Regions from separate parts of the Homo sapiens genome. Here region 1 is linked to region 2. A link is an interaction called in ENCODE POLR2A ChIA-PET data of the cell type or tissue named here. Cell type or tissue: B cell. All regions are shown on one strand. Each heading gives the region's core, and the rest is flanking DNA. Links, peaks and the distances in the headings are about the cores only.

Region 1 (11,843 bases), core at 4,699-8,698, 80 kb after region 2:
CTCTTAATTAAGCAGGTAGATTACTACGACAGCCTCTTAACTAGTTTTCTTGCCCCTAACATAACCTCCAATTCATTCTCCACATCATCTTCAGTTATCTCTTTAAGACACATGTCATTTTCTTCTTTGCCTTATCTGGTGCAGTATTCATGTCTTATCTTGTTTTAAGTAATAAATTGCTTTTCTCCATATACAAGTGGTTGCAATATTTTTGCCTTAGCTGACACAAAAAATGGAAAAGCAGTTTGAGAGGGTAGGAAACACAGCCCATTGTAAACTGAGGATCTAATCACCTAGTAATCAGGCAAGAGTCAGAAGCAGAGTACCAAATTTTGGATAGAGACCCCTCAAGGAGGCTTTAAGATATCAAGTCTCTCACTAGACTGAAAACTCCCTCATGGCAAGGATCTAGTTCTCACTCTTTCCCCAGCACCTAGCTCAGCACCTCACAAATAACAAGATTTAATGACATGAAGAAAGTCATCTCCAGACCCTCCCCTACTTTAAATTACTAGCTTACAGTCTCTGCCTGCATATCACCTCACCACCAAATCCTTCCTACATACCACTGCTAAATCAAGCCAATTATCATTTCATTTCCTGCTCAAAACCTTCTGACTGTCCAATACATGCTCGCCAACTCTAAACTCTTCACCATTCAAAGCCTTCCAGAACTTGGTTCTAACCAATTTTTCTAAGCTTTCTTCCACTCCTCATTACACTGTCAGTCTGGATAAATAAGGTTTAACATAACATTTTTCCTGTTCTTGTTGGTTCCAGTTTTTGTAGTATCTGTCTTCCATGATGTCTCCCCTATCTTACCGTCAAAATCTAGTTAAGATGCCACCTGTCAGTGACCTACCACTCTAGGTTATTGGTAACGTATCCTCGTACCCTATGCTCCTTAATTACTTAAGGATCTATTTGAAGCTTTTGTTAATTACTGTCCTGTTCGTATATATAACTTCTAGTAGTTGAACACATACTATCTTAAATTATAATTATGTAGTTGTATTATTTGTCCTACCAGATTTTAAGAGACTTAAGAGCTTTCTGCCACTAATCTTCTATATCCCCAGAAACTTCTGTAGTGCCTTATACATAGTGGGCAATAAGTAAAATCTGTTAAAAAGATGAATAAATGGATGTTTATAATACAGCACTAGTGTTTGGGGCTGGTCCCTTGAGGTAGCCAGCCTGTGACTGTGCCAGGGATTTCTGAGCTGCTGAAATCAGAGGGTAATAAATCCTGGCAGCTTGGAACTGGATGGTGAGTCTAAATCAAAGATCATCAGGTTGAATGGAGATTCAAATGCCAGGAACAAGCATCAAGTGAAAAGGTCCAAAAGACAGAACCTGAGATGAAATGTAGAGCAAAGGGTATGGAATCAGGCAGAGACACAGTAAAGGCAACAGTCGTCATAACATATTGATGAGGATCTGAATGGTGGACTTTGGAGCGGGGGCCATGCAGTGCACTCATCAAGGTGAGTGGTTTGTTGGTAAAATAATCACCTAAAAATTGGAAGTTAGGTTGGCATCCAATTATCATCTCTAGCAAAGAAACACATATATGAAAATAAAAAATTTATAATAGCAAATATAGAGAAATTAAATAGAACCTGCTTTGAGAGGTGGATTTCATTTGAGCTTCATTTTGTTGCTTCTGCCCTGTCACCTTAATTTGTTTCACACATTTGCACAAGTTCACATACAAGTTGTATTTTTTGATTCCTTTATATTATGGAAAAAGAAAAACACATTTTAAAAGAGATAACATCACAGCACCCAACATCAATACAAAAACTCAGAACTTATTTTTACTGTATTTTTTAGATTTTTAATCTTTCAGCGAAGCTGCAATAACAGTGTACATAATAACCACTGATTTTTCTACATGAACTGTTCACAGACTAGAAAATTCTGAGATTTTATAAAAGTTTAAAAATCCTTAAAAATGTTTAAAAAACCCTAATTATGAGAAGTACATATTCTGTTATCAAAAATCCTAAAAAGTTTAATTCCAACAGCTACCTTGCCCTATAAAACATTTGTTTGCCTGTCAATCTGTGAGGTTGGATCGAGCAACTCTGTCCCACACAGCGTTTTCTTGTACTCATTAGTAGTAAGCATTGTGGCAAAGACTAATGTCCTCATGAAAAAGACAGCAAAATTCACTTTAAGTTCTTCTGTACAGGTGCAATAGTCCTCTGAATAAATTGTAAAAATTAAAAAAAAATTTTTTTTTGACACGATCTCACTCTGTTTCCCAGGCTGGAGTGCAGCGGTGTGATCATGGCTCACTGCAGCCTTGATCTCCTGGGCTCAAGCAATCCTTCCACCTCAGCCTCCCCAGTAGCTGGGACCACAGGTGCACACCACCACACCTGGCTAGTTTTTTTATTATTATTTATGGAGATAGAGTCTCACTATGTTGTCCAGGCTGGTCTCAAACTCCTGGCTTCAAGGGATTCTCCCACCTCAGCCTCCCAAAGTGCTGAGATTACAGATGTAAGCCACCATACCTGGCCGGAATTTTGTTATTTTGATTTAAATGCTGAATGAAGTAAGTTTTAAAGCCTATATTATTCTTCCTGATATAACTGACAGAAGGATAAGTTCTCATATTAGGTTCTTTAAAAGTTAATATATTTGGTGGCAACACAGAAGAATAGGAAGATCGCTTACCAAGGAGGTAGGTAACCTGGATCTCACTTACTCTATGGGGTCTTAGGCAAGTCATTTACTTTCTCTGAGTCTCAATTTCTTCATTATAAAATCTAAAGACTTGGATTATTTCAATGGTCTTGACAGGAAGACTGCACTGGAATTGCCTGTGGGCATTCTGACTTGGTAGATATGAGAAGAAAGGGCCTAGATAAATGTATCTTTACAACGTCTCATAAATGATTCTGATGCATATTACTGGTTAAGAACCAATGGTATAAATAATTTCTTGGGTTATTTGAAATTCTAAGAATCTACTTTTTACATCCAATCAACGGAATTTTTAAAACTCCTACCTTTCACTATTACATCATTCTTCTTGATGAATAAGTATATTTTAGGAAATGGAGAAGCTGCCTCTAAATTGTGAATAGCTTACTGTTATTGAGTGCTTAGCAGTCTAAGGTGTTAACTCATTTAATATATGTAATTCAATCTTCACAACAACACTAAGAGGTAGGTACTACTATTATTATCTGTTTATTACAGACAGGAAAAATGAGGCACAGAAAGTAATTTGCCCAAGTTATGGAGCAGGTAAGTAGGGAAATTGGGCTGCAGAGTTTAAACACCAGAATGCTCTACTATTATTCAATAAATGACCTATATATACCAATAAGCCCCATCACTATTCCCCACCCGAATAGTGCTGTTTTCCCTGCTACTACAGGGGAAAAAAGGGGTATGTTTTTAGACAATCTTTGAGAGCAGAAGGGAGAAGCTGGGAAACTCAAGAATGAAAAAACTCAAGGGACCTGGGCCTAAGACCTCTGGCCCTGAATTACAACTAGAGACTACTTTGATTTACAAAAGCCTCTTTAAATAGGGTGACTATTTTTAGGAGTTATTTTCCTTCAGTTATCATTTCATCCCATGATGTCTAAGACATGCTCTTTTTGATTGAATAAATATTAATTTTAAAAAATATTAGAAATGTACCTTATCAGATGAACTAGACCCAAAACTGTAAAGCAAAACAGGAAAGGATAAAAGCTATGTTAGAGTCAAAGGGAATGATAATCAAATGATTCAGCCTATTGTTAATTTTGGGTATGCAAAGGAGAATTATAACACCATACTTTGGCATAAGGTAGAGATTAATCCATAACACGGTATAACCTTCCCTTCCCAACAGTATTAGATGGGCTGTCTACTTGGGTGATGAATTTACTCAGGATGAGGGCAGGAATTCAGGTGAAGGAGAAAGACTGTAAGCCAAGTGTCAAAGTCTTTAACATCTTTAATAAATTAAGTCTTGAAAGACTATGAATATGCTAAGTACAGGGGAGCAGATATTCTAGAATGAGGATCCTTCTCTTTTCTCTATGAGCTTTCAGTCTAAAAACATGTTATACAAATGCAGAAGTAAGCAGCCTCCTAAGAAAAATGAGTAGTGTTTTCCTTCATTCATAAAACTAATCTTTATACTGCTTTGCAGACTTGGCAAGAACCTCTGGTTCACATTTTCATCCAAAGGCTAGATTTTCCCCACTAAAGAGGAATGGAGAATGAAATTACCTGCTAATTCAAGCAAGAAAAATATCAGCTCTTATTCTCATAAATTTGTGAAAATAAATTACAACTAGATTGCCCCAGTTCTGATTTGAAAACATCTGGTGAGACCACTAGGTATAGTTTCTCACTACTTTTTTTTTTTTAAAGTGTAAAAACACACATATTCAAAGGTTTTAAAAATAATCTTAAAAGAACAGAGTAGCATGCTATTTCCTGACAGGCTGACCTTTACACAAAGAATGTTCACTTTCAACAAACTGAAAATTACTCTTACTGATGGCTTCAGAATATCACTGTCTACCTCAGAAAGCGGAATGTTTTGTACAAATCATAAATAAGTGGCTAGACGGACACTATTTGGTCATCAAATGATCAATGTAGAGGGCAGGGGGAAATTATTTCTGCAGTACCAACCATATATCTGGTACTGTGCAAAGGGAAAAAGGAAATGGGCTGGGAATGGTGGTTCATGCCTATCATCCCAGCACTTTGGGAGGCCCAGCTGGGAGGATCCCTTGAGCCTAGGAGTTTAAGACCAGCCTGGGCAACATTGGGAGACTCCATCTCTACAAAAATAAAAAAACTGGTGGCAGGAGCCCATAGTCCCAGCTACTCAGGAGGCTGAGGCAGGAGAATGGTGTGAACCCGGGAGGCAGAGCTTGCAGTGAGCCAAGATCGCACCACTGCACTCCAGCCTGGGTGACAGAGCAAGAATCATTCTCAAAAAAAAAAAAAAAAAAAAAAAAAAAAAAAAAAATTCGCCAGGAGCAGTAGCGCACGTCTGTGGCCCCGGTTACTTAGGAGGCTGAGGTGAGAGGATCGCTTAGGCCCAGGAGGTCAAGGCTGCAGTGAAGTGTGATTGCACCACCGCACTCCAGCCTGGGCAACAAAGCAAGACCCTGTCTTAAAAGAAAAAAGGAAATGTAGAATATGATTCCTAATGTCAAGAAACTTACAGTTTATTGGTCAATTACATAATACTGGAGTCCAGGACCATGTCTTACTCTTAAAAAAAAAAAATCAACCACATCGTTTAACATAGAATTTTATAAATATCAGTGAGTTAATAAAAAGTTAAAATAATACAAAAAGCTTAGAATTGAGCAATAAAATGCATGTTTAATATAGGCGACTGGGCCAGGCATGGTGGCTCGTGCCTGTAATCCCAGCACTTTGGGAGGCCGAGGCGGGCAGATCACCTGAGGTCAGGAATTTGAGACTACACTGGCCAAACATGGTGAAACCCCGTCTCTACTAAAAATACAAAAATTAGCTGGGTGTGGTGGCGGGCACCTGTAATCCCAGCTATCTGGGAGGCTGAGGCAGGAGAATCGCTTGAACTCGGGAGGCAGAGGTTGCAGTGAGCCAAGAATGTGCAACTGCACTCTAGCCTGGGTGACAGAGTGAGACTCTGTCTCAAAAATAAATAAATAAATAAATAAATAAATAAATTAATTAAATTAAATAAATAGGTGACTGAGTGAAGAGATAACAGTTAAGCTGGTGTAATTATAATCTTTGAAACCTCTATTAACAACGAAAACACATGGACACAAGGAGGGGAACAACACACACCGGGGCCTGTTGGGGGGTGGGGGACAAGGGGAGGGAGAGCATTAGGACAAATACCTAATGCATGCGGGGCTTAAAAGCTAGATGATGGGTTGATAGGTGCAGCAAACCACCATGGCACATGTATACCTAAGTAACAAACCTGCACATTCTGCACATGTATCCCGGAACTTCAAGTAAAAAAAGCAAACAACAAAAAAACCTCTATTAAAAAATCTTCTTCCTATTCCAATTTTATATTTTGACTAAGTACTGACACAGGAAGGTCTCTACTCCTACTTACTGAAATCTTTAAGAAAGAAAAGAGTGGGTTAACTTGGCAAAAAGAGACAGGGAAAGGAAGAGCAAACCAGGCAGAATGAGTATCACATGCAATTCTCTCTTCTGTGTAGAAAGAACATGGTATGTACCAAGAACTGGTGATATCAAATAGTGAACTAGAAAGTAAGTTCCTTGAAAAATTCAGGATAGGATCCAAAATGGAGCAAAATTTTCAGCCTAAAAATGCTCAGTGTGATATACAAGATAATGTAAAATTTGAACCATTCTGTTGTTGGCCAACAGTGGGAAAATGGTTAGGTAAATTATCATATGTCCACAACACAGCATATTTTGCAGCCATTAAAACAATGTATATGAAGAGTTTTAATTTACATGGAAAATGCTTGTTATGATGCAAAGTGAAAAAACTAGGACATTATTTTCTCTATGTAATATATTTACAGAAAAATTTTCTAGAAACAGAATGGACTAGAATGTTAATCATGACTTCCACTGGGTGAGACTGAATGTTCTATATTTTTCTTTATTGTCCTCCATGTTTTCCATGCTATGCATTTAAAAACTTTTAAAATTGGAAAAATACATTTTATTGAGAAAATGAAGAAACAGAAGGACTTATCTATATTTACACATCTGAGAATAAGTAGTCTTTTCTGGCCTCTGGAATGAGGATGTAAAATAAAGCAAAATCTAGGAGAATCCAGTGTCAATAACAAAGTTTTCTGTGTGTGTGTTTTTTGAGACAGGGTCTTGCTCTGTGACCCAGGCTGGAGTGCAGTGGTGATCATGGCTCACTGCAGCTTCAACTTCCTAGGCTCCAGTGATCCTCCTGCCTCAGCCTCCTGAGTAAGTGGGACTACAGGCATACATCACCACGCCTGGCTAATTGTTAATTTTTTGTAGCGACAAGGTCTCACTATGTTGCCCAAGCTGGTCTCAAACTTCTGGGCTCAAGCAATAATCTCACCTTGGTCTTCCAAAGTACTGGGATTACAGGCATGAGCCACCCTGCCCAGTCTCAGTAAAAAGCTTTTTAGTGGGAGTTTTTCTGGAATGTGATTTACACTGTGAATATTAAAATGCAATAAACTTTGGGGCCAGGGGAAACTACCCTGAGATATGTTGATCCAAATAGATACCTAGCTTCTGAGATTTTGCATCTTAATTATTTAAATTGGGAATTTTATCTATCCTTACTCTATGTGTGTTTGGTCTCCTCCTGCCTATCTATAATATAATCCATTGGAAATGCTCCAATATCAATTCTGGATATGTAATTTAAATGAGGGTCCTGGAAAGCTCAGGCATCAGTTCTAATATTACTCTATTCTGAAAGTTTCTTTTATTTCTTGTTCCTCAAACATCATCTTTAATTTATAGGCTATCAATTCCTTCCTTAAGACTATTACTGCTAACTTATGGAAGTGGAAGTTGTTTCAGAAAAGTTTTGCTTCTCTGAGTAACTGAGTAAATTAATTGGTTAAAATGAATAGAGAGATCTCTGTTCAGGAAATTCATCTCTCACCACATGATAAATCTGACTTTGGTTTAAAGAGAAAGAAATAAAATATGTCTTTTAGCCAAGAATTATTTTATTATTATTCATTTAGGCAACAAATATTTATGTGCCTACCTTGTACCCAGGAAGGTTCTATGGAGAAATTGCAGAAACCTGCATATAAAGCCTTTTGGGACTTTGTATGGTTGATGCAATTGACTCCAAAGTTTGCCGTACTTACTTAGGCCTTCCAAATGCCTCTGAAAGGGAATGAGTTTCTTTTCCATCATGGTTTCATAAAGGCAAGAGACTGGATGAAGGGCTGGGTACAAATTTACTTTAAACTAGGCCAGGGTTTTTCAACACCTGCACTATTGACACTTTGGACCTGATAATTCTTTGCGCTGCAGGGGCTGCCCTATGCATTGTAAGATGTGATAATCAAAAATGCCTCCAGATATTTTGCCAAATGTCCCCTAGGGCGGCAAAAATCACCCCTGGTTGAGGAACACTGAACTAAATGACTCAGACATTTGCCCTACAGTAGTTAAGAAAACTGAGTTATCTGAAAGTGAAGGAAAGAAAAGGGATGACACAAAGAATAATTTAGCTTGAGGCTGGGCGCCATGGCTCACACCTGTAATCCCAGCACTTTGGGAGGCCAAGGCAGGCAGATCACTTGAGCTCAGGAGTTCGAGACCAGCCTGGGCAATATAGTGAAACCCTGTCTCCAAAAAAATATGAAAAATAGCTGGGTGTAGAGGTGCACGCCTGTAGTCCCAGCTACTCAGGAGGCTGAGGTGGGAGGATTGCTTGAGCCTGGGAAGTCAAGACTGCAGTGAGTTGAGATTGGGTCACTGCACCCCAGCCTGGGTGACAGAGTCTCACTCTGTCTCAAAAAGAATAATTTCGCAGGGCATGGTGGCTCATACCTGTTATCTCAGCACTTTGGGAGGCTGAGGCAGGAAGATCGCTTGAGCCCAGGAGTTCGAGACCAGCTTGGGCAATATAGTGAGACCTCATCTCTATTAAAATAATTTCTAAAAAAAAAAAAAAAAAAAAAAAAAAATTTAGCTTGAACTCTACCAAATTTACTAGAAAACAAAGTATCTAAATGATTGAATAAGAAAGAAAATACTGCCACTCTTGTCAAATCACTATGCCCTTCTACCTTCTCCTTAAAGATGAATGAAAAAACAGTGACAAGACAGTCTTTCTTACCATAGAAATGACTACTTACATAGCCGCAGCTCAGAAGATTCTCTAAGTATAGGAGTAAAAGTAATAAATCTAGAGTTTGGAGGCATGAGTTCCCACTAAACAGCTTTATTTCTTTGGACCTTAGCTTACTGATATGTAACGGAGGGGTGTTGGGCAGGCAGTAGAGAGAGTTGTAAACAGATTTTTAAATTTTTTTAATTCAATAAATGTTGATAACTTATATTCTAGGCATTATACTTGGATCTAGTATATAAAAGATGAAAAGATATGGTCTGCTCCTTCAAGAAGATAACAGTCTATTAAACTGACAGACTAACAAACAACTACAATAATATAAGCATTATAATAGAAGCACATACAAAGAGAAGTGGAAGGCTAGAAATAACACCTAAATCTGTTTGAGGAAATCAGGGAAACCTTTACAAGGAAGTGGCATTTGAGCTAAAACTTGAAAGATAAATAAGAATTTTGCCAGGAGGCAAGAAGGGAAAATGTACTATGCCAGTTAGAAAGGCAAATGCACAGAGATTTGATAGTTTTTCAAAAAGAATGGCATGTTTACGAAGCTATAATACCTCAGAGGTGCTAGAAGATAAATGGAAAAGGTGAAAAGGTATGAAGCCGAATATCTATCTAGGCCAAATCATGAAGTTGGTATGCCATAAACACTGTTTTTATGGCAATAGATGATAATTTGACATAGACGATAACTTAAAATTTATGTGGTACACAGATCACCCTTGCAGTACAGTAGAAAATAAAATTAGTGGGGAATAAGCCAAGAGACCAATCAAGTGACTACTGCAATAGTATACCTAAAGCTAGTGAAAGGCTACAAAAGGACAATGATTCTGTGGACAAAAATGGGGAATATTCAGGAGAAAGAATAGGCAGGACTTGAAGTATGAATGTTGGCGGGGGGGATTACAGCTAAAGTGTATTCAGATTGTGCTAAGTATTTTTGGCAATACTTCATTTAATCCTTATAATATCCCTAATAGGGATGGAAAGCAGTCCAATTTGCTAAAAGGTAATTTGCCAACGAATCAGTTTGCTATATTTACCAAATACTTGTTTTAGAGAATATTCACCTCAATATATTTAATGAATGTATTCTTTTTTTTTTTTTTTTTTTGAGACATGATCTTGCTCTACCACCCAGGCTGGAGTGCAGTGGTGCGGCAACCTTGACCTCTCGGGCTCAAGTGATCCTCCCACCTCTCAACCAAGCAGCCTCTCAGTCCCACAGGGTTTCACCATGTTGCCTAGGCTGGTCTTAAACTCCTGGGCTCAAGCAATCCTCCCACCTCTGCCTCCCAAAGTGCTGGGATTACAGGTGTGAGCCATCGTGCCTGGCCAATGAATGTATTCTTGGTACACTTTTTTAATGAATTCACTTTTGATGAAATGATTTTTTTTTTTTTTTTGAGACAGGGTCTCACTCTGTTGCCCAGGCTGCAGTACAGTGGCAACACTATGACTCCACTAACTCAGTCATAGATGTACGTTTGTCTTATATTAACTTTATTACTCTTTTGAGTTCTCGCACCTCATAGGTCCACCAGAATCCTATGCTCATGAGGCTCAAGGCTCACTGCAGCCTTGACCTCCCCAAGCTCAAGCTATCCTTCCACCTCAGCCCCCAAGTAGCTGGGACTACAGGCATGCACCATCGCACCCAGCTAATTTTTGTATTTCTGGTAGAGATGGATTTTTGCCACGTTGCCCAGCCTGGTCTCGAACTCCTGGGCTCAGGCAATCCTCCCGCATTGGTCTCCCAAAGTGCTGTGATTACAGAGTTGAGCCACTGTGCCTGGCCCTGACAGTTAATATTCTTAAATGAAGAACTATACCTTAAAAAAAAATAGATATGATAAAACTAAATTCCAAATCCAATGTAATAAGAGTAGCATATCTTATTATGACAACTTTCTTAGTTTTTCCTGGGGGCTACCTGATGAAGATAATGAAGGTAAGATGGTTCTCTTTGCTTTTCTGTGGTGCTCTGCTCTTTTCTTTTTTTTTTTAAACTATCAGAAATTGCCATCTATCTGGAGTCAACTACCATTTACATGTGACACATAGAACCCACTAACCACCTTTAAATTGTTATCTCAAATATTTGTTTCATCATCAATGTAGGTGGTATTATTTATTTGACAATACGAAAAAAGTCATCATAATTCTGCTTTCCGGGATATGAGAATTTGAAATCCTTTTTAACTCAACTCTGTAGTGCTCATGGTTCATAGCTGTACACAGTGGAGGTCACTCTAGGAGTTTAGTGGAGAGCAGCAACTCCTCTTTGGGGACATTTAGAAATACATGGGGAATTTTTTATTGTTACAGTGGCATGTAGTGCATGGGGGCCAGGGATGTTAAATGTCCTGCACAATGAAAAACTGTTTCACCAAAAATGCCAGAAGCCCCATTTGAGAAACCCAAGCGCTCAGAGCCATCAACTTCATGAACATGCGACAAGTATAGTCACACAGGGCCCAGTGCTTGGTTTAATGCTCTGTAGTCACTGTCTTGAAAATTGTAATACTTTTATGTTTGACTATCTGTTTTGTAAGTCCAGTGGTATAGCAGAGCATAATATGCAAGCAGAGGTATGTATCCTTTCTTCCTTGCCGTTCTATTTGCATATGGTCTCCATGATGCCTCATGACAAAGGATTCTGGTGGACCTATGAGGTGCAGGAACTCAAGAGAGTAACAAAGTTAATACAAAACAAGCATGTAACATCTATGACTGAGTTAGTGGAGGCATAGACAGTTCCAAGAGGCTACACTTTTCATTCAAATCCGAACTTGCTTCAGGTGCAGAAAGAAGGCAACAGCATCTTTAAGAAACACAAGTGATTACATCACATCCTTCCTTACTCATGTGTTACTTACCACTATTAGCCAACCATTTACACAAAAAATGATGACAAAGAATGAAAGGGAAAGTAGGGCAACTCAGCACTCCCTTTCCTTTCATCCTTCCTTACTCATCAGTAAGCAGAAGATGGAGAATGTTGGTA
Region 2 (11,843 bases), core at 5,274-9,273:
AGCATGGAGCTTATGACTCCTTTCACACGAAGGAGCTAGAGTTGATGTTCCCTGTTGTCTTTGTTGTCTTCACCTACAGATGGCCATGACTACCCTCGAGCAGCCTACCAGCAAGTGATCCAGCCGGCTCTGCCTGGGCAGCCCCTGCCTGGAGCCAGTGTGAGAGGCCTGCACCCTGTGCAGAAGGTTATCCTGAATTATCCCAGCCCCTGGGACCACGAAGAGAGGCCCGCACAGAGAGACTGCTCCTTTCCGGGGCTTCCAAGGCACCAGTAAGTATGACAGGCCCAACCTTCAGGCATTTTTAACATGGAAAGGAATTATGCCAATGCAATGAAGATGTAACAGAATTCTCTATAGGTTTGCTAACCCACGTTAGTGAGCAAGTCACATAGTGGAATGCCCAATATAGACTTTTCAGGTCAGGAGGAAACGGAAGCTGGTTGACAAGGATCTCTTTATCAGACATAGAAAGCCACTAGTGACTAGTCGAAATTCTCTTGAAGGAAAGGCTCTTCAGATGTTCTCCAAGTCACACCCCTTTCTTTTATTTTCAGATCATCTGAATTTTTAGTCCACAAAATAGATTTTTGATTTTACTACGACTGACTTCCACTGTTAGCCAACTCTTTATATGTCTAGTGTCTGTTCCTGTTTAAGCCTATTTCTTACTTTAAAATGTTAAATTCAATTAATTTTCCATCAAAATTTAAAATTACCTGTTCTTTTCTTTTTTTGAGACAGGGTTTTGCTCTGTCACCCAGGCTGGAGTGCAGTGGTGCAAACTTGACTCACTGCAACCTCTACCTTACAGGTTCAAGCGATCCTCCCACCTCAGCCTCCTAAGTAGCTGGGACTAGAAGCATGCGCCACCATGCCCAGCTAACTTTTGTATATTTTGTAGTGAAGGGATCTCCCTATGTTGCCCAGCTGGTCTTGAACTCCTGGGCTCAAGTGATCCACCCACCTTGGCCTTCCAAAGTGCTGGTATTACAGGCATGAGCCACTGTGCCTGGCCTATTATTTTCTTTTGTAATAAAAACATTCATACATGTTGAGTACCATTATTAGGTCTCTCCTATGCTTAACTCCGTATTTTCATGACTTCAGTTGTCTAACTCTTCAATCTTTTTTTTTTTTTTTTTTTTTTTTGAGATGGAGCCTTGCTCTGTCGTCCAGGCTGGAGTGCAGTGGTATGATCTTGGCTCACTGCAACCTCCGCCTCCTGGGTTCAAGCTATTCTCCTGCCTTAGCCTCCTGGGTAGCTGCGCGCCATCACGTCTAGCTAATTTTTGTATTTTTAGTAGACACGGGGTTTCACCATATAGGCCAGGCTAGTCTCGAACTCATGACCTTGTGATCTGCCCGCCTCGGCCTCCCAAAGTGCTGGGATTGCAGGCATGAGCCACTGTGCCCTGCCTCTTTAATCATTTTTTTTCCCTTATTCTCTTTGGACTTTCCTTTTCTCTTAATTTATGGATCTAAAATATATAGGTAAAACTCATGTAAATGGAGCTTCCTCATTTATGACAATATTTGGAAGAAAGTAGATTAAATGTTTACTTTTGCTCAAAAGCAACTTTTATATACCACTGTAAAACTAGATTCTGTTTTTACAGCATAGAGTAAAATATGAAGTTCCTATTAGAGTGGATTTTTCAGAAATACAGAAAGCGGTAATTAGTTTGAACATTTCATGGAAAGAAAAAAAGCCCACTTTATTAACAATGGTGAAGAGGCACATGCCTGCTTTCTCTTTTGCTCAGAAGCCCACAAACCCTCATATTTTCTTTCAAGACAGATCTCTTTTTTTCTCTCTTTCTTTTGGGACAGGATCTGACTCTGTCACTTAGGGTGGAGTGCAGTGGCGAGATCTCGACTCACTGAAACCTTCGCCTCCTGCACTCAAGCCATCTTCCAACCTCAGCCTCCCAAGAGTAGCTGGAACTACAGACGCCCGCTACCACACCCAGCTAATTTTTTTATTTTTTGCAGAGAAGGGGTCTCACTTTGTTGCCCAGGCTGGTTTCAAACTCCTGGCCTCAAGTGATCCACCCACATCAGCCTCCCAAAGTGCTGGGATTACGGGTGTTAGCCACCGTGCTGGGCCAGATCCCTTATTTTTCTAAACCATAAATACATGGAGTTTAAACAATGGAATTAGGTAAAATGTGATTTTATAGCAGGATAGGCACTCTAACAGAAGAAATATCTAAAATTCCAGGGAAATAAACAAAATGTAAGCATCTTTATGAAATAAGTTTTGTGTTGAATAGGAAAGAGAATAGTAATTTTTAAAATAAACTTTTATTTTCAAACAATTTTAGACTTACAAAAGAGTTGCAAAGATAATACAGAGTAATTGGTTTTATAGCATCAATTTAAGCCTGTTCTGATCTTCTTGATCTATTTTATCACTTTAGGATAATGAAAAATAAGTTCAGGTAGAGGAGCTAGGCTGGGCTTGGTGGCTCACACCTGTAATCCCAGCACTTTGGGAGGCAGAGGTGGGTGGATTGTTTGAGCCCAGGAATTTGAGACCAGCCTGGGCAACATAGCGAAAACCCATCTCTACAAAAAAATACAAAAATTAGCCGGGTGTGGTGGCACATACCTGTGGTTCCAGCTACTAAGGAGGCTGAGGCAGGAGAACTGCCTGAGCACAAGAGGTCATGGCTGCAGTGAGCCGTGATTGTGCCACTGCACTCCAGCCTGGGTGACAGAGTGAGACTCTGTCTCAAAAACTAAAAAACAAACAAAACACACACACACATACACACAAACCCATCCAACTGAGGTTGGGCATAGTGGCTCATGCCTGTAATCCCAGCACTTTGGGAGGCCAAGGCAGGAAGTTTGTGACCAGCTTGGGCAACATGGCGAAATCCCATCTCTACCAAAATAATACAAAAATTAGCCAGGTGTGGTGGCTCATGCCTGTGGTCCCAGCTACTCAGGAGGCTAAGGTGGGAAAATCACCTGAGCCCAGGAGGTCAAGGCTGCAGTGAGCTGTGATTGAGCCTGGGTGACAGAGCAAGACCCTGCCTCAAAAAAAAGAAAAAAGAAGCCAGCTAATTCTCCTCTTACTCATAGTTTGAAAGAGAACTTTAATTCAGAAAGTTTACTCTGTCATTAATTTCCATGGTATTGTTTTTATACAGAAGCTTTTGAATATTATCAAGGCCTTAACATTTCTTTATCATATAAGCAATCATCTTCTATAACAACTAAGCAACTTTTGAAACAATTTTTTTGGTATAAGAGAATTTAATGCAAAAGAACTGGAATGAGTTTTTCTTGGAGAAATAAAAAAAAAAAAGAAAAAGAAAAAAATATGGAATGGGATCCCCCATTAGCTGAAAGCATATTTTATAGAAATTATTTTCTCTATATTAATAAAAATATAAAAAATAATCTTAATCATTCATATTTTCAAAATATAGTACAGTTGAGATTCTGTGTAATTTTATTTTAAATCCTGTTACATAAGACTTTTAGAATTCCTGATTACTCCTTGGGTAAAAATATGAAAAGCGTAAGCAACAATCTACAAAAACTGGGCATATACATAGAGATTTTGTAGTCAAAACATTTTTTTAAAATTTATAATATGACACAATTTCAAACACACCACAAATAACAACATCCATGTTCCCACTACCCAGATTTTAAGAATGTTAACATATTGTCACATTTGCTTCAGAATTTTTTTTTAAGAAATAAAACATTATAGAGACAGTTTTAGTCCCACCACCGGTTAGCACAATACCACAGAACAGGGCCACCAAAGAGGCTGTCTCCTCTGGCGGTCAGGAAGGTTGAGAATCAGAAAGCCAACACCGCTGTGACCACTGCAATGGTTGGATCGGTTCTGTGCCAGATAGATCTCCACTGGTGAACAATAGATGCCCATGCCCTGCCCTCGACGCTTGTGAAGCTGGTAATAGGACACTGGGAGGCCTTCTGGGGAAAACTCAGCACCTCATCACTGTGCTTACCGACAGAAACCACAGAAGCGGCAGACGCATGCTCTCCATTTCCTTCTCTCCTCCAAATCTCACACGAGGTCATCTGATTGTTCATCTCAGCAGAATGCTCGTGGGAATACTGGCAACGAAAATAATAAAGATGCTATCTAATATGGTAGCAACTTCTTTAAAGGGTCTTCAAAATCAGATTTCCATTTATATGTCAACAGTACAAATACTTCTAAATCTACATGGCCCTCTTTACCTTTTGATACATAATTAAATGTTACCTATTATGAGCTAAAAGTCATGTCTTTTTATCTGAATGCCTATAACATCAACCATCTGTGTCACCTGTCATACTACTTTGTTTTGTTGGTGACCTTGTCTGCCCTGTGCATGAGACTTGTTTTTCCAATTAAACAAATCTTGAATAGAGAAATCAAATCCTGCTTCCCTCTTTGGAGTCAGAGCACAGGCCCTCACATGTGGCAGCCAGCTGAAACGCTTATTGACTACAACTCCATGGAGCTCCCCTCTTCCTTCTGTCTCAGTTAAGAAATAGAGGCAGAGGAGAGAGAGCCCACTGGGATCTTCCCATAGTTCTAAAAGTCTTTCTGTCCCTGAAGGTTTGCCTTTGTAAAGAATGAAAATTGACTGTAAATGTATTCCTTTCTAGGGACCAGCCACATCACCAGCCACCTAATAGAGCTGGTGCTCCTGGGGAGTCCTTGGAGTGCCCTGCAGAGCTGAGACCACAGGTTCCCCAGCCTCCGTCCCCAGCTGCTGTGCCTAGACCCCCTAGCAACCCTCCAGCCAGAGGAACTCTAAAAACAAGCAATTTGCCAGAAGAATTGCGTAAGTTGTTTGCAACATTGTTCTCTCCTTCCTCTTTTTTTTTTTTTTTTTTTTTGAGACGGAGTCTCGCTCTGTTGCCCAGGCTGGAGTGCAGTGGTGCGATCTCAGCTCACTGCAAGCTCCGCCTCCCAGGTTCACCCCATTCTCCTGCCTCAGCCTCCCGAGTAGCTGGGACTACAGGTGCCCACTACCACACCCAGCTAATTTTTTGTATTTTTAGTAGAGACGGGGTTTCCCCATGTTGGCCAGGATGGTCTCGATCTCTTCACCTCGTGATCCACCTGCCTCGGCCTCCCACAGTGCTGGGATTACAGATGTGAGCCACCGCACCCGGCCACTCCTTCTTCTTGTGAGGTCTTATACTTTGTGATGGCTGGATGATCACTCGTCCCTAATCTCGAAGATTTTCCTTTTTTTTAAGACAGGGTCTCACTCCTGTTGCCTAGGCGGGAGTGCGGTGGTGTGATCATGGCTAACTGCAGCCTCAACCTCCTGGGGTCAGGTGATTCTCCCACCTCAGCCTCCCAAATAGCTGGGGTTACAGGTGCATACCACCACAACCAGCTAATTTGCTTATACTTTTACTAGAGACGGGGTTTTGCCATGTTGCCCAGGCTGGTCTCAAACTGCTGGATTCGAGTGATCCACCCGCCTTGGCCTCCCAAAGTGCTAGGATTACAGGCGTGAGCCACTGTACCTGGCCTCATAACCTCAGCTATTTCTCATGTACACAGTAAAATAAAATGCACTTTTTTGCTTTTTGCTTAAAAAGTAACCAGCATTTTGTATGAATGTTTTTAGTGATTCTGACACCACTAGTAACACTCAAAAACTGCTTACCTCTAGATTTCCTTAAGCACATACTCCAAAAACAAATAACCCCAGTGCCTTTTCCCTCTTCTAAATGATGCTCTTGAGTGGACTTGTCCCTGGGTAAATTGATTGGATGTCCATGTGGTATTGGGCAGGGACCCAGCATCTCACCATAAGTTAGCAGCAGCCATCAAGAATGAGGTCATTTCCTGTAGGAATGAGCAATCTTGTTTGGAAAAAACGGTCTCACATTCTCCATACTGCATCACAACCAAATGCAAACTAAGCCTTTTATTTAAAGAAACATTCAACTAAGCGTAAGGTGATGATTCTTTTTCCACATTTTGCTGCCAGAACCAGAAATGTTGAAATATCACCAAAATGTTCTCATATTAAGGTCAGTCAGGACAGTAATTTCCAGAAATCTTAAGAAAACAGCCACTACTTGTGAAATTATTATATGATGTGCTTGCTAGAGAAGCTCAGGTAATTCTAATATGCATTTTCCAAATCTGGGAACCTCTTTGAACCAAACCTGAAACAAAGCCTTTTGCATCTGCTAATTCCTTTTGGGGGATCTGTGCTGTTTAGTCATTGACAACTCTGAAAGCTCTCTATGACAATGATTCATTGCTGTTTTCATTCAAAACATTTTATTTCTGAACACTTTCTTAAGATCTTAATCATTTTAATTTTGAGCATTTCTGGAGAACAGATGCTGCCCCACATACATTATAGTCCTGATATCAATCTATAGATCATATATATCTTACCATAATCTATAAAGGAAGTCCTCAAATACGTAACAATTGGGTGAATGTTAGGTGTTCAGAAGAAAATTGAGTGCCATCTATATATCTGGCTGCTTAAGTGAGTTAATATGACCATTATACACACTTCCATTTGGGAGGTGTGTTTCAAAAAACCTCAGTGTAGATACAGACTCGTATTTTCTCTCCAGCCCCCCTTTCTTCTCCATCTTCTGCCCCAAGGGCTTCCTGAGATTTAAGTGGTCCATTCCAGACTAAAAGCCAACACAAAGTAATTATTCAGCTTTCACATTAAAATGCTAGTCAGACAATTTCCCCAAGACTTTAGCCTGAGAAAACACTGGTTCATCCTGACTGGGTAAAGCTTATCCAAACTGTACTGTCTGCTGCTCTAAGCTGACCCAGGGATGAGTGATGGAGTCTGTGATGTTGGACTGCCCAGAGGCAGTGTCTCTTCTTCAAGCTGCTGAAGTGTTTTTTTACTAACATATCTGAGCTGTGCTTTGGTCTACTCCAAACTTGCTGGCCTTTCTGCAAAAGTGAGTGGATTGCGGGGAAGAAGGGAGCGGGGAACCAGTTTCTCACTCTCCTCCCACTTGCTATTGTCAGAAGAGCGAGATTTCAGGGCAGCAGAGAGCATCAGGAGATCAAAAGAAGACACTGCTGGGTGGTCCCTTAGCAAGTTTTAGCTTCTTTGCCTGCTGGGAGAGTATTCCTTGGGCACAGTGCCAAGTGTCTCTAAGAAACTAGTCATGCCTGATCTTAAGGGCTCGCGGATTCTGGGTGGTGGATTTCCTTAGGCTTGTCTGAGCCTGCCAGTGCTCTCCTCTGTCGCTCTGATTTCCATTCACGCTGAGCAGTCTGCACTCCCTTGGACAGACCCACTGGCATTTTGGGCCTGAGGAGCTGTGCCCTGAGGACAGCATACAACGTAGGCATAAGCTCTTAGAGCACCCCAAGCCCAAGGTTTCCTCTTATTATTCTAGAAGGACAAAAGATATTGCATATAATTTAGAAGTTTGTTTACAATAGAATAATTTGATCAGTTTCTAATAAATGTAAAAATTTTCTCTTAGGGAAAGTCTTTATCACTTATTCGATGGACACAGCTATGGAGGTGGTGAAATTCGTGAACTTTTTGTTGGTAAATGGCTTCCAAACTGCAGTAAGTATTTTGTCCAAATAGATAACTGAACAGTTATAGTGAGTACAATGGAGAGAAAAGCAGCAGAAGAAAAAGTGTAATAGCTGTTGGTGTTTTAAATGATATTATTTGATTTATGTGATTATGCATTGAATGCTTATAGATTTAGGTAATAATTTTCTAGATTTTAAGCTATCTGAAGTCTCCAGCATTTTTTTCCTGTATGCTGTTTGAGTGACCCCAAGTACCTCTGAACAGCAAGATCAGTGCTAATGCTGACCACATATGCAGCGGCCCCTGGCCTGAAGGAAACGCCGGGCTCTTGCTGCACTTTGTACCTTTGTCCTTTCTCACCAATCATGCCCACTTTGTCTGAGTTTCCCATGATGCAGGAAGCTGCAGGCTTCACCATGGTCACCTGCTTATTTAACAAGGACCTTTTGTTCTGCACTGGGTTATGAGGTTTGAAGTAGAATCCTGCAGCCTGAATCCCCCATTGCGCACAGCTGCCATTTTCATACCTTGACGCAGTGATGCTTCTGGATGGGTGATACTGGCCAGGTTTGGGGCTGGTCTAATCCAGTTCCAGGGGAGGCTGACCTCACCCAGCCCTGCAAGCCCACTGTGATCTTGGCTCCAGAAATCTCAGGAAACACACACTGCCCCTGTCCCCCTGCAGTCCCTTGACACAGTACAGCTTAAAGCCATGTAAATTTTTCTCTATGATAAATAAAGTACCACATGATGCTACTCAGGGGACTGGCTTTCCTCAAACACTGAGATAACTTCTTTTCCTTTCCAGAGCCCTCTTCTAGGCCTTTTCTAGTGAATTCTAGAGAGTGGTGAAAAATTAAGGGAAATATCTATGAATATAAATGTCTATGGGTAAAGAGGGATACTTAGTAACTAAATATCAATTTTAAAAGTTATTTAGTATTGTTTAACAGGAGTTTTTATTTGAAGCTTTCTTTATTCTATAAGATAATTTTTTTTTTTTTTTTGAGACAGAGTCTAGAACTGTTGCCTGGGCTGGTGTGCAGTGGTGTGATCTTGGCTCACTGCAACCTCTGCCTCCTAGGTTCAGCCTCTCAAGTAGCTAGGATTACAGGTGCCCACCACCATGCCCAGCTAATTTTTTTGTGTGTGTATTTTTAGTAGAGATGGGGTTTCACTATGTTGGCCAGGCTGGTCTCGAACTCCTGACCTCATGATCTGCCAACCTTGGCCTCCCAAAGTGCTGGGATTACAGGTGTGAGTCACTGCACTCGGCCAAGACAATTTTCTAAAAAATGAAAATGAAAGTTCTTTTTTAAAAAATGCATACAACTTATACAATCCAACTCCATAATTATATAGAGACTAATATTTCCCTTTCTCATTTCTGGTATAAGAAAGCACTATAGCAGCCAGGCGTGGTGGCTCATGCCTGTAATCCTAGCACTTTGGGAGGCCAAGGCAGACAAATTGCCTGAGCTCAGGAGTTCGGGACGAGCCTAGGCAACATGGGGAAACCCCATCACGACTAAAATACAAACTATGGCCAGGCGCAGTGGCTCACACCTGTAATACCAGCACTCTGTAAGGCTGAGGCGGGCAGATCACCTGAGGTCAGGAGTTCAAGACCAGCCTGGACAACATAGTGAAACCCTATCTCTACAAAAAATACAAAAAAATTAGCCGAGTGTGGTGGCACATTTCTGTAGTCCCAGCTACTTGGGAGGCTGAGGCAGGAGAATTGCTTGAACCCTGGAGGTGAAGGTTGCAGTGAGCCGAGATCTCGCCACTGCACTCCAGCCTGGGTGACAGAGCAAGGCTCTGTCTCAAAAAAAAAAAAAAAGAAAAAAAAGTTGGCATGGTGGTGTGCGCCTGTAGTCCCAGCTACTTGGGAGGCTGAGGCACAAGAATTGCTTGAACCTGGGAGGTGGAAGTTGTAGTAAGCCGGCATCACACCACTGCACTCCAATCCAGCCTGGGCAACAGAGCAAGACTCTGTCTCCAAAAAAAAGAAAAAAAGAAAGCACTGTGGCAACTGTGACATAAAATCAAATTACACTGGGTGTGGTGGTGCGTGCCTGTAGTCCCAGCTACTTGGGAGGCAGAGGTGGGAGGATCACTTGAGCCCAGGAGTTGGAGGCCAGCCTGGGCAATATAACAAGACCAGGTCTGTAATATAAATAAATACTAAGACATAAGGCCAGCATTTCAGAAAAGATCTTACTTTTTGTCATTTCCAAAGACACATACTGATTGCCCCTGGAGGAGAGCTTAGGTTTTGTTTGTTTATCTTCACAACCAGGGGCCACATAGGCAGAATTTAAATCTGTCCCTGACCCTCATCTCTATGAAGACTTGTGGTAGAAATCACAGAGCCCGGTCCTGGACAGCTAAGTTATTATTGACACATCTAGATCCCCTTAGTGGAATGAAACACTTAATGAGTAATTTAAGGAGAGTGTAATAAGGGGCCTATTACAAAGCTTTGGGTAGGTTTTAGAGAGTCCAATTTTATTGGGGATAGTGCAGTATTCTGGCACTAGCAAAAGCAGGGAGTTGTTACTGCCCCTAGGTCTAAAGAGTCAAAGAAGGAATTCTTACTGGAAGATGAAGAGGATGGCTATATTAGTTTGCTAGGATTCCTATAAAGTACTACCGATTGGGTGGCTTAAGCGTAGAAATTTATTTTCTCACAGTTCTGGAGTCTGGAAGTCCAAGATCAAGGTTTCAGCAGGGTTCATTTCATCCTGAGGCTGTCTTCTCCTTCTGTCCTCACATGGTCTCTCCTCTGTGTGGACACGTCTGTGTTCTAATCTCGTCTTCTATGGACACCAGTTCTGTTGGATTAGGGCCCATACATATCACCTCTTTTTATCCTAATTACTTCTTTAAAGGTCCTGTCTCCAAATACAGTCACATTCTGAGGTAGGGTAGGGAGATAGGGCTTCAACATAGGAATTTTGGGAACACAATTCAGCCCATAATAGTAGCTGTGTGGAGGAATGATCATAACAGGAGCTATGGACTTTGGGAGAGACTTGGAGAAACAAATGGAAGATATCCAGCTCATTGCACCACCCAGGATGTCCACTACAGTAGCTGGGAATAATTTAGAGTGCTTGGATAATAACAATAATCACTATTTTTTATTTATTTAATTTTTTTTGAGACGGGGTCTTGCTCTGTTGCCCAGGCTAGGGTGCAGTGGCACGATCTCGGCTCACTGCAACCTCTGCCTCCCAGGCTCAAGCAATTTTCCTGCCTGAGCCTCCTGAGTAACTGGGATTACAGGCACCTGCCACCAAGCTCAGCTAATTTTTTTTTGTATTTTTAGTAGAGACGGGTTTTCACCATGTTTGCCAGGCTGGTCTCACACTCCTAACCTCAAGTGATCTGCCCCCCTCAGCCTCCCAAAGTGCTGGGATTACAGGCGTGAGCCACCACGCCCGGCCAATTATCACCATTTACTGAGTGCTTATTTCCTGCCTGGCATTATGATAGGCCTTTTCCATGTTAACTCATTTTAGTTCTCACAACCACCGTAGGAAGTCAGTTTATTAACTACATATTACAAGTGAAGATAAGATTTAGAGAGTTTTAGTAACATTTCCAAAGTCATGCAGGTGGGAAGTGGCAAAGCCAAGACAGAACCCAAGCTGTCCGTTTCTTCTCAACCCTGACACTATATTGCTTCTCTCCCATATAATAGCAATGGATTAGTGACACAGTCTCAGAAAGCTACAAAAGCGTTCTCAAGAGTAGTCGTTGGCCATCACACATTTGAAAACAGGAGTCATCTAAACCAAAATAACAGCCATTCCATTTTTCATGTAAAGACACATATTCTGAACTCTGTACTCTATGTATGTGATAGTTCGGTATACACAGGGCATGGTCTCTTTCCGTAGGAGGCTTAGCATCAGGTTGAAGAGACACAGCAGACATAAATGAAACATGTCCTGAATAAAAGAATGTTATCATACGTGTTAATTGTCCAGTATCATTAGTGGTCACAATGGGGTAGAGTTAGGTGAAGTGAGGAAGAGGAGGAGATTGGCATGTGGGAAGGATTCACAGAGCAGGGGGGTTTGTGCTGTGCCTTTAGGGTACAGGGGACTCCAATGTGGGGAGTAAAGTAGACAGGATATGTGAGGAAAAGAGAGGCGAGGCTGGATCATGGATGGCGAGGCTGGATCATGGATGGATCATGGATGGCTTTTCAAGTGATCTGCCTGCCACGGCCTCCCAAGTGCTGGGATTATAGGCATGAGCCATCGTGCCTGGCCTGGAATGACA

What was found. Peaks named below come from ENCODE experiments on the same cell type or tissue, not always from the same donor. Only the 100,000 strongest peaks of a DNase experiment are listed, where the experiment ranks them.
Region 1: POLR2A ChIA-PET joins it to region 2 with 8 read pairs; 16 of 35 experiments call an interaction of 5 or more read pairs at or near these places.

What each region holds. Positions count from the first base shown.
Region 1 is chr6:111,487,759-111,499,601 of GRCh38, reverse strand. It overlaps TRAF3IP2-AS1 and the pseudogene LOC107986520. Among named protein-coding and RNA genes, the nearest start is that of REV3L, 10 kb to the right of the region's middle. RefSeq lists enhancers at 11,423-11,472, 11,483-11,582. In B cell, for the core only: no CTCF peak of the experiment used is centred there; no DNase peak of the experiment used is centred there.
Region 2 is chr6:111,568,626-111,580,468 of GRCh38, reverse strand. It overlaps TRAF3IP2 (TRAF3 interacting protein 2), which reads left to right. Exons shown (of 9, transcript NM_147686.4): 3 at 80-272; 4 at 4,648-4,826; 5 at 7,486-7,574. It also overlaps TRAF3IP2-AS1. Among named protein-coding and RNA genes, the nearest start is that of TRAF3IP2, 31 kb to the left of the region's middle. In B cell, for the core only: no CTCF peak of the experiment used is centred there; a DNase peak (open chromatin) is centred at 5,280; H3K27ac peaks cover 1,508 bases.